2 separate regions of the Homo sapiens genome follow, and region 2 is linked to region 1. A link is an interaction called in ENCODE POLR2A ChIA-PET data of the cell type or tissue named here. Cell type or tissue: OCI-LY7. All regions are shown on one strand.

The links. Peaks named below come from ENCODE experiments on the same cell type or tissue, not always from the same donor. Only the 100,000 strongest peaks of a DNase experiment are listed, where the experiment ranks them.
Region 2: POLR2A ChIA-PET joins it to region 1 with 5 read pairs; 3 of 35 experiments call an interaction of 5 or more read pairs at or near these places.

The regions. Positions count from the first base shown.
Region 1 is chr6:8,142,666-8,147,665 of GRCh38, reverse strand. No RefSeq gene overlaps it. Among named protein-coding and RNA genes, the nearest start is that of EEF1E1-BLOC1S5, 43 kb to the right of the region's middle. In OCI-LY7, no CTCF peak of the experiment used is centred here; no DNase peak of the experiment used is centred here.
Region 2 is chr6:8,015,627-8,020,626 of GRCh38, reverse strand. It overlaps BLOC1S5 (biogenesis of lysosomal organelles complex 1 subunit 5), which reads left to right. Exons shown (of 5, transcript NM_201280.3): 5 at 4,799-5,000. The coding sequence ends at 4,978. All of the region lies in intron 4 of BLOC1S5-TXNDC5 (BLOC1S5-TXNDC5 readthrough (NMD candidate)), which reads left to right. EEF1E1-BLOC1S5 (EEF1E1-BLOC1S5 readthrough (NMD candidate)) reads left to right here. Exons shown (of 7, transcript NR_037618.1): 7 at 4,799-5,000. Among named protein-coding and RNA genes, the nearest start is that of BLOC1S5, 46 kb to the left of the region's middle. In OCI-LY7, no CTCF peak of the experiment used is centred here; a DNase peak (open chromatin) is centred at 3,116; H3K4me3 peaks cover 1,235 bases; H3K27ac peaks cover 1,280 bases.

The sequences.
Region 1 (5,000 bases):
ATTCAACATGTATTATCTCATGCTTCGTGTCAAAACAGCCTGTGAAGTGGATCAGGAAGATAATATTACTATCCCCCACATTATAAATGGGGACTCTGAAGCTCAGTGAGATTACATGACTTCTACCAGCTCACATCTGTCTGAAAAGACATAATGTGTGGTTAGGTAGACAGAACTCATGCAGAAAATGAAAAATAATAATAATAGGTAATATCTGTTTTGTAAGGCAGTAAATACTATGGAATTCAGAGGGACCACCCCACCCTCCCAAGCCCCAAATAACACTTGAGACAACTTTAGTTGGAAAAAAATACTTCCCAATGGCAACATGTGTCCGACAAGGATGGGAAAGCAGGTTGGTGCTCCAAAAAGCTACCTGTGGCAAGAAGAACAAAAGGAACAATGGCTCTCATGAGTGGTTACCATTTTCCTGGATCCATCCTGGCAGAGGATATTGCTTTGATTCTGCTTGGAAATGTGTTGATTTGGAAATGATAACAAGTAACTATTAAATGCTATTTCTGGGCCACAAAGAAGAGGAGTTCCCACAGAGTTCTAGAGTGAGTTTGTACTTATAATGAATAGAAATCAGGGGGAGAGAAAATTTTCACTGACCCAGATTGAGTCACATACTTTGTCATATATCAAGGGTATTTCTGATCACAAGGAGATGCTATCCCAATCTTATCATGACTGCTGTTCAGCCTTAGCCAAAGAAAATAATCTCACTTTTATAAAAATTACCAAGATACCTAATTTTACTTGGTGGTAATATGGCTGAAATGCCCTATCACACAAGACTTTGATTTCCCTTTTCTAAAGTAATTCATAATATAATGTCCCACCTCTGTCCTAATTCTCCCTCTGAGAAATTAAAGGAGGGGGTAAAAACATTCTCCTGGATGACATACATAGCATTTGTGGTTTTCCTTCACTTCTCACACTTAAAAAAATAAAATGTTATACATAAAGGCAATGTTTCAATTATTTTTACAATCCAAGCTCTTGTTTGTTTTTTACTCAAAATGTAATGTGTTACTTTTAATGCATGTTTAAATTTACTTGCCTTAAATTGCATGGCTCAAAGAGGTAGAACTGTGGACATATGATTCCATTGTTATGGCATTTCTAGTGCTACTCGCATACACACAAGTACCTAATGGAGGTGAAAACAAAAATTAATGCCAGTGAAGATGATGATGATGATAATGATGATGATAAGGCTCATAATGATTAACAATAAAGTCTACCTCATCAAAAACTTCTGCACCAGATATAAGCCATTTTCTGTGGTTTTAGAATTTCTTTCCTTCTTCAGTAATACCAGGTTTCACTAAAAGGCTTTTATCTGCTCTTCAGGATGATTTGATGAGATGAAAGGAAGTAAGAAGTTTTCCTTAACTCAGAAGGACTCTTGCTTTATCACACGGGAAATTTAGCAATAAAATATGTCAGGTAGGATAAAAGAGAAATTGCAGAAGAAAAATAAATCATAACAAGCCTCAGATGACCTCCTCTGAGTAAGAGGGCTATTAAAATAGAATTTTTAAAAATGCAAGAAAGTTAAGTTTTGCCGATAGATGTTTGGAACTTGAGCATATCTAAGGAGATGCTGAAGGCAAAGATGCCATCCAATAGCAATAGTTGGTCTGAAAAGGCAGGTCTAGGTCACCTCTTCCCACCACATGGGCCAGAGCTGATTACATATGACAGGTAACCCTGAATAATTGCTCTAATCACTCCAATGAGCCCTCTACCTTGTCTAGAAAAGGACTCATGCATTAGCCAGCTTCAGAGGCCAGACACCCCTAAACCTGACATCTCTAACAAAGACGCGTCAATTTTATTGGAAGCATTATTTGATGTTGCTCTTCAATGGAGGAAGAGATGGGCAAGGAGGGCCTCAAGTTGGCCATAGATCAAGGTCTCATTAAATGGCTCAGGAGTTTGTATTTGCAGGTTAACATGACGTGATGATCAGTTAGTGGAGACTGATAATAGCAAGAAGGGCAAAAACATGTCACCCAGAATTGGGTTGTGGATTCAGCTCTTCCAGAGGGTAGGGGATAATTAGGGTGGTGTGTCATCAAAACTTTTCATGTCAACTAAGGAACATTCTCTCTCTCAATAAGAAACTGTCAGGTCTGCTTAAAGCTGTGAGGGACAGGGACCTCTTTTCAACCTACACCTTCTCGTTGGAGCTGCCAACTTATTTTAGAGGCCCAGGTGGTGAAATGCTTCATCTGGGTCCTGAGCTTTTATGCATTTGTATTTTTTGCTACAGACGAAAACACAAATGATAAAACTTCTTACCCCTTGAGGAAATTGATGTCTATGGCTTTCCCTAATACTCAAGTGTTTTGCCTCACTACTCAGATAATTTTTACAGAAGCCAAAATAAGTTGAGTCTGAGCAACAAATTATCCTAACTGTCCATCCAATGACAAGGAGTTCTCACAAGGGAAAAGCATTGTATCAAAATATCTGTAATATTCTAGAGACGATCGGAGCTCATGGCTCTAAATCGAAGTAATCCTTTCAGTGTAAGTGCATCACCCATGTGCAGCCTTTTCTCTGTTACAGAATTTGGCATATTGTATTGGAGCTATTGATTTTTGTGTCTATTTCTCCATAGTACTTGAGCTCCTAGAGGTCTGGAATCCACCTGCTCACCTTTTAATACCTACTGCCTAACCCAGTGCTTTGTACTTAGTAGGTGCTGAGTAAATGTTATACAACCAATTTTTCCTTAAAGGCTGAATCAATTACTTTGGTTAGCATGATACCAAGTGACCATTTTAACTAAAATTATGCTTCTGAACTGGTTTTCATGTGATGTTGATACCATTCCTTTATTGTTTATTCCAATCTCTCTCTCTCTCTCTTTTTTTTTTTTTTTTGAGATGACATTTCACTCTTGTTGCCCAGGCTGGAGTGCAATGCTGCGATCTCAGCTCACTGCAACCTCCACCTCCTGGGTTCAACCGACTCTCTTACCTCAGCCTCCTAAGTAGCTGGAATTACAGGCACCCGCCACCATGCCTGGCTAATCTTTTGTATTTTTAGTAGAGATGGGGTTTCACCATGTTGGCCAGACTGGTCTTGAACTCCTAACTTCAGGTGATCCACCCGTCTTGGCCTCCCAAAGTGGTAGGATTACAGGTGTAAGCCACTGTGCCCGGCCTCCTCTCTTTCTTTCTCCCTTCCTTTTTCCATCCTTCATTCATTCTGTCTCATTGACTATAAGTCTAATGTAAGATTTTCCTTAAGGAAAGAGAATGTCAGAGAATGAAATGAAAAGCAATGAATATTTATGGAGTGACTATTTTATGTTTGACATGATGCTATTTTTTTCACGCATTATCTCATTTAACCCTCACAAAAATATTGTGAGGCAGCTCATATTACTTCTTTTGAGGAACTGGGCCTCAAAAAAAGGAGGAAATTTTTGCTTTGTCTATTCTAACACCAAACTGTATAAACTTTCCTGTACCAAACTGCAAAATAAATAAATAAATAAATAAATAAATAAATATAAAAATAAAAAAATAGGCAAGTTGCTAACTGGAGTAACATAGACCATGTTCTAAAAAAGGCTCAAAATCCGTAAGATTTGTTTTATTATCCAAGTAATAGAACTAAACACATTTTCTGCACCTCTCTTCTAAGGAAACCAAACAATGTTCTTTACATTTGCTTTCACCTTTACAGGCTATATAAATCTGGAAGTTCACAGAGACTGCTATGAAAAAGAATGTTCCGGAAAACACACACATACCCAGACAGAGCCTCTGACCTTTTCTCTAGAGAACATATAAAGATTCTGTTTGCAGCCAGGCATGGTGGCTCATGCCTGTAATCCCAGCACTTTGGGAGGCAGAGGTGGGAGGATCACCTGAGGTCAGGAGTTCAAGACCAGCCTGGTCAACATGGTGAAACCCTGTCTCTGCTAAAAATACAAGAAATTAGGGGGGTGTGGTGGCGGGCGCCTGTAATCCCAGCTACTGTGGAGGCTGAGGCAGGAGAATCACTTTAACCTGGGAAGCGGAGCTGGCAGTGAGCTGAGGTCGTGCTACTGCACTCCAGCCTGGGCAACAAGAGCGAAACTCCATCTAAAAAAGAAAAAAGATTCTATTTGCTTTTATGTAGGAAGGGAAGGACACATGATGAAGGAAGTGTTCATCTGCAAAATAGTTAACACTTTTAATTGTAGAAATGACATGTTAGAATGACCCTAAAATTTGGTTAAAGCTGTTTTTACAAGCGCAACTAACATACAGAAGGAAAATCAATCTTATTTCAGCCATAAAAAAAATCATTTTCCAAAGGAAACATGATTGTACATCCAAAGCTTGAGCCCAGAACTTGGAAGGCTGTCTAATGCCACATCGGCTTGGACAGGGACTGTGCACTCACGGAGGCCAGCATGACACGATGGCTCCCTGGTTTAATATGGCCGGGCTTCAAACTCCATTAGAAGCGTTGACAGTCACATAGAGTTATCTCAGGAAAAGCAGATTTAAAAACATAAACCTGAATGCAGTAACTGTGTTGTCTCTTCAGCACAGAAAGATGACCTGGAGATCCCCCGCAGCCGGGAGAAGCACAAGTAACACAACTTTGTGTCTCTGCATAAACCAAAACCATATCCTGGGTATTTTATCTCAAGCAGTGACCAGTGTCTCATCTTTGATGCTACATAACAAAGAGAAGTATGAAAATCTTCAGCCACTCCAACTGGGATGCAACGATGTAAAGAACATTGTTTGGTTTCCTTAGAAGAGAGGTGCAGAAAATTTGTCTCGTTCTACTACTTGGATAATAAAATAAATCTTAGGGATTTTGAGCCTTTTTTAGAACATGTTTGATGTTACTCCAGTTAGCAACTTGCCTATTTTTTTATTTTTTTATTTTTATTTTTATTTATTTAAATTTTTTTTTATAATGAATCAATTGTAAGACATCCTGCCTTTTGAAGGTGGTGGTTGGCTTGCTTCATT
Region 2 (5,000 bases), 130 kb after region 1:
TCAGAAGTTTTAGGGGCTCTCCCTCCAGATTTGTTCCAGCAAATGAAGTTGAGTGACATAGTCCCTTGAATGATTTCCAGAGAAACTCAGCTGGGGTGGGGAGAGCCTCTGGAATCTGGAGGTAACTAGCTTAGGGAAATGAATTAGTGTTTTGGGGGAGAAGAACTGGCCCCTAGGGCAAGAGCCTACCCCAAAGAAAAGGGTGTCTGACATGTTCACAGTTAACTTCTTTTGCCTTAGAAAGTGGTATTTGTTCAGAGAAAAAAGCGACAAGATGTCCATGCCATACCCCCACACCTGCTGCTCCTCTGCCCCTAGCTGGGGCCAGGTAGCAGAACAGCCTCTCAGACGAGGTCAGCAGTATTGAGGGGCATCTCCTTAATGGAGATGTTGTAGGTCTCCATGTCTCGAAGGGTCTTCTTGTCTTCTGTCACCATGACTTTGATTACTTTGGATGGAAATCTTTAAAAAGATATTCTATACTTTTATGTTATTTAAAAAATTTATTAAATGTTACAGAATAATTTTGTAGGAATCAGGCGTTACTGAGAATATCAGATTTTATATTATGGTGAATATGGTGATGTCATTAGGGAATGAGAAAGAGAGACACTGTGCTATGTTTCTGTACCAACTGCCCTCAGATACTGTGTGTTTTAAGTTTTTGTATCTGCCTCCTCTTTTGCTATAAGGCTGATGCCTGTTATTCTTCCCTTATTATCAGCCTTTTCATTTTCTAACTTGTGACTTTTTCATAGGGTGTCGTCTTAGAAACCAGTTAACTAAGCTGGTTAGAATTGTATGTAATGTAGGTCAAGTAGGCTCGGAATCAGAAGGGCTTTTCATGTGCAGTATTTGTAAATGGACTTTGTAGCATCTTCTTCGTTTGCATGACTTAAAGGTCTTAGCACATTCTCAACTAAGGTTCAGATAAATGTTATTTCCAGGTAGCTGGGTTTTATTTGTATGTAAAGACTGCAGTATTGTCAATACATGAATGTATAGGCGCCCCCCCCCCCTTTTTTCTTTACTGATTGTTGTAAAGAATGTAAGAATGGGCCGGGCGCCGGTGGCTCATGCCTGTAATCCCAGCACTTTGGGAGGCGGAGGTGGGCGGATCACCTGAGGTCAGGAGTTCAAGACCAGCCTGGCCAGTGTGGTGAAACCTTGTCTTTACTAAAAATACAAAAATTGTCCAGGTGTGGTGGTGGTTGCCTGTAATCCCAGCTACTTGAGAGGCTGAGGCATGAGAATTGCTTGAACCCGGGAGGCAGAGGTTGCAGTGAGCTAAGATTGTGCCATTGCACTCCAGCCTGGGCAACAGGAGGGAAACTCCATCTCAAAAAAAAAAAAAAAAGTAAGAATGCCTAGCAGTTACTATTACAAGTGGGAAACTAGGAAACGATAGCGTGGAGTGACTGTAAGAACTTCTTGATAAGGGAGCAAAACTAGATTTTTATTTGGATTTGGAAGTTGTCATCTTTTAGCTTATTTTCACTCGGCCTACAAGGCCAATAAGCGATATGCCTGATGTGAACAGGCTACTTGAATATGTTTGTCTTTATTCATAATATTCTGAAACTACACAATAGAAATACTGATCTTTGGCAGTATCTTATTCACTAATATATTGCAGCGTCTTAAAGACTGTTCTTGTAGCCAAATGGTTAATAATGGTTACATCCAGGATTAAATTGAATCTAGGAATGGAGGGGAAAGTCTCTTGCTCTTGAGTTGTCTCTATTGTTTGAATTATTACAATAATCTGTTGCTAAAAGTAAATTATTAAAATTAAAGAACAGAAACTGAAATGGCAAGGGGATAAAAGTGGAGTGATCTGCCTTCTAGATGCTTCGCTTGTGATTTGTATAATATTTACCTTTTATTAAGTTCCTCAGGCACTGAGCTAGGAACTTGACATGTTCTACCTGTAGTCTTTATAAATATTATTTATGGATGCGGAGTATTTATTTTCCTCATTTTAAAGTTAAAGAAACTTTAAGTTGCTCAGCATCATGCAACTAGTGACAGGTAGACCAGAATTTGAAGCGAGGTTGGTATGCCTGCCAAAGCTCCGTTTTTCTTTATTGGGCTGTACTGGATAAAATGCGTTCTGGTTGGGAAGGGGAACACGGGCTGTTGCCTGGTGATCCACATCACAAGGTCAGCTGAGCCAATGATGACTTTCCATTTACAAAGAAATGAACAAATTAAATAACATCTGAGTATGCATGTTTAACATTCTCTGTATTTATTAAAACACAACTAAAGCTAAATATCATTTTGATGAAGTTTATCTGCATTTTTTCTTTTTCTAGTCTGACTGTGGCTTTTCTCTTAGACTGTAACAGTTTTTGCAAAAGTTCCATCAGAAGATTTAATAAACTCTTCATGCATCTTTTGGAGAGTTCTAATCTATAAGGCTGAAAAGTTAAAAAGTAACGCATTGGATTTTGTTTAACCTGTTTAACCAATTTATTGGATGAGTAAACTCCTCCCTAATCCTCTCTCCCTACCACTGTAATATCTGTTCAGATCCCAAGTGTCCGTAGGACATATTTTAGAGCAAAGTTTGACTGACATTTTAGAAGAATGTTCGACCAAGAATTTTCAATTGGAAAGAAGTTGACGTGAGTCTGAAGTTGAACAGTCTTGGTGCTGGGGAGCTTCAGATCAGCCTAGCAAAAAGACTCTCAGAAGACCGTTTGTCTTGTGAAAGGGATTTTTAGCTACCTACGTAAAACTTCCTCTGGAAAGATCTGATTTGCACTCTGTGATAGAAAAGGCGTAGGTTTGGGTGTCAGAAAGACCTAAATTTGAATCTACAACCAAGCTATTAGGTGAGTGACCATGGAGGATAAAAGTGTCCTTAAGCCTTAATTTCTTTGTCTGTAAAATGAGAATAATGTCGTCTTAAAGGAGAGGCTTTTAGAAGTAGCTATGCAAAACAACTAGCAGAAGTTTGCATTTCATGGGTACTTAGAGCACATTGGCTTATTCAGCCCTTCATCCTGTTTGTCATCCTGACCCAAATGAGAGAGAAAATAGAACAGGAAGAACGTGATGAACAGCCTGAAGATGGTCTCTTTTTCCTAGTAGCTGTTTTTCTGGTGGCTGACATCTGAGTTAACCAGCATCTGAGTACGCTGCGTGTCCCTTTTTCATTCAAGTGCTGGAATTAACATGCCAAAATTAACAGTGACTTCGGGTGCTTTGTAGGTGTGTGTGTGTGTGTGTGTGTTTGTTTTTGAGACGGAGTCTCGCTCTGTTACCCAGGCTGGAGTTCAGTGGTGCAGTCTCGGCTCACTGCAACCTCCGCCTCTCAGGTTCAAGCAATTCGAACTTCTAGGTTTTTCTAGTTTGCATATCCCAGTTTTTGTTTGTTTAATAGAACCTAATCTGTATCAAAACTTAACTGCTAATGACATACATGTAGAATAGTTGAAATAGGGATATAAAGTTATTTTTTCATACTCTATTTAGATTTTTATTGTACGTATTCAAAGTTAATCATTGAAATTGTACTTTGGAAGGGGGGAGAAAACTAAATTCATACCTTTTTTATTTATACAGCATTTTATCTATATTACTGTGGTGCTAGAAAGAAAAAGAAAAAACCTTTCATCCTTATATAGCAATATTAAGGAACATCTCAAGAACTGAGACATTTGACACAGATGTTTGAGATGTTGATTTGCTTTAAGGACTAGAACTGACCCAGAGGAGATTTCTTTTTTTTTTTTTTTTTTTGAGATAGAGTATCACTGTCACCCAGGCTGGAGTGCAATGGCGTGCTCATCTCACTGCAACCTCTGTCTCCTGGGTTCAAGCAGTTCTTCCGCCTCAGTTTCCCGAGTAGCTGGGATCACAGGCCCTGGGATCACAGGTGCACGCCACCACACCGGCTAATTTTTATATTTTTAGTAGAGACGGGGTTCTGCCATGTTGGCCAGACTGGACTTGAACTCCTGACCTCAGGTGATCTGCCCGCCTCAGCTTCCCAAAATGCTGGGATTACAGGTGCGAGCCACTCTGCCCATCCCAGAAGAGATTTCTCGAGTTCTCTTCTAGTGACTAATAATTTATGATTCTTTCTAATGCACTTAAAAATATTTTATGTAAGACATTTTGATTTCTTACAGCAATGATTCTTTTAGCATATATTTTTTTAAAATTGGTTTTAAAATATCTGCAGTGAAATGGGATTTGAGGAGAAATAGAAATATGAAAAAATACTTGGATTGTGTTTGATTTTATCATGTGAAGATACTAGACGCTTTAAAAAAAATTTTTTTTTTTTTGAGACGGAGTCTCACTCTGTCACCCAGGCTAGAGTGCAGTGGTGCCATCTCAGCTCACTGCAACCTCTGCCTTCTGGGTTCAGGCGATTCTTCCACCTCAGCCTCCCGAGTAGCTGGAACTACAGCCATGTGCCACCACGCCCAGCTAATTTTTGTATTTTTAGTAGAGACGGAGTTTTGCCATGTTGGCCAGGCTGGTCTCAAACTCCTTACTTGAGGTGATCCACCGGCTTCGGCCTCCCAGAATGCTGGGATTACAGGCATTAGCCACTGTGCCCAGCCCACTTTTAAAATTTAAGAAATGAGAATATCCATGTTTAATTTTAATGAGAGAAGCCTTAGATGTTTCTAATGTGTCATCTTTTTTTGGATATTATAACACAACTTTTTCCTTGTGACTTACCAGCTGATTGTTACGGTAACCAAGTATCAAGAGATAACGTTATGAAATAATTGTCTGGAAAATGTCGTGTGACTTTCTAATTTTCTTTTCTCAGATTCATAGTGACCACTTAGTAGCTAGTGAGAAACAGCATATGCTCCAGTGGGACAACTTCATGAAGGAGCAACCCAACAAAAGGGCTGAAGTGGATGAAGAGCACAGAAAAGCCATGGAAAGGCTTAAAGAACAATATGCTGAGATGGAGAAGGACCTAGCGAAATTTTCAACCTTTTAAGAACTTGAACCACAACAATCAC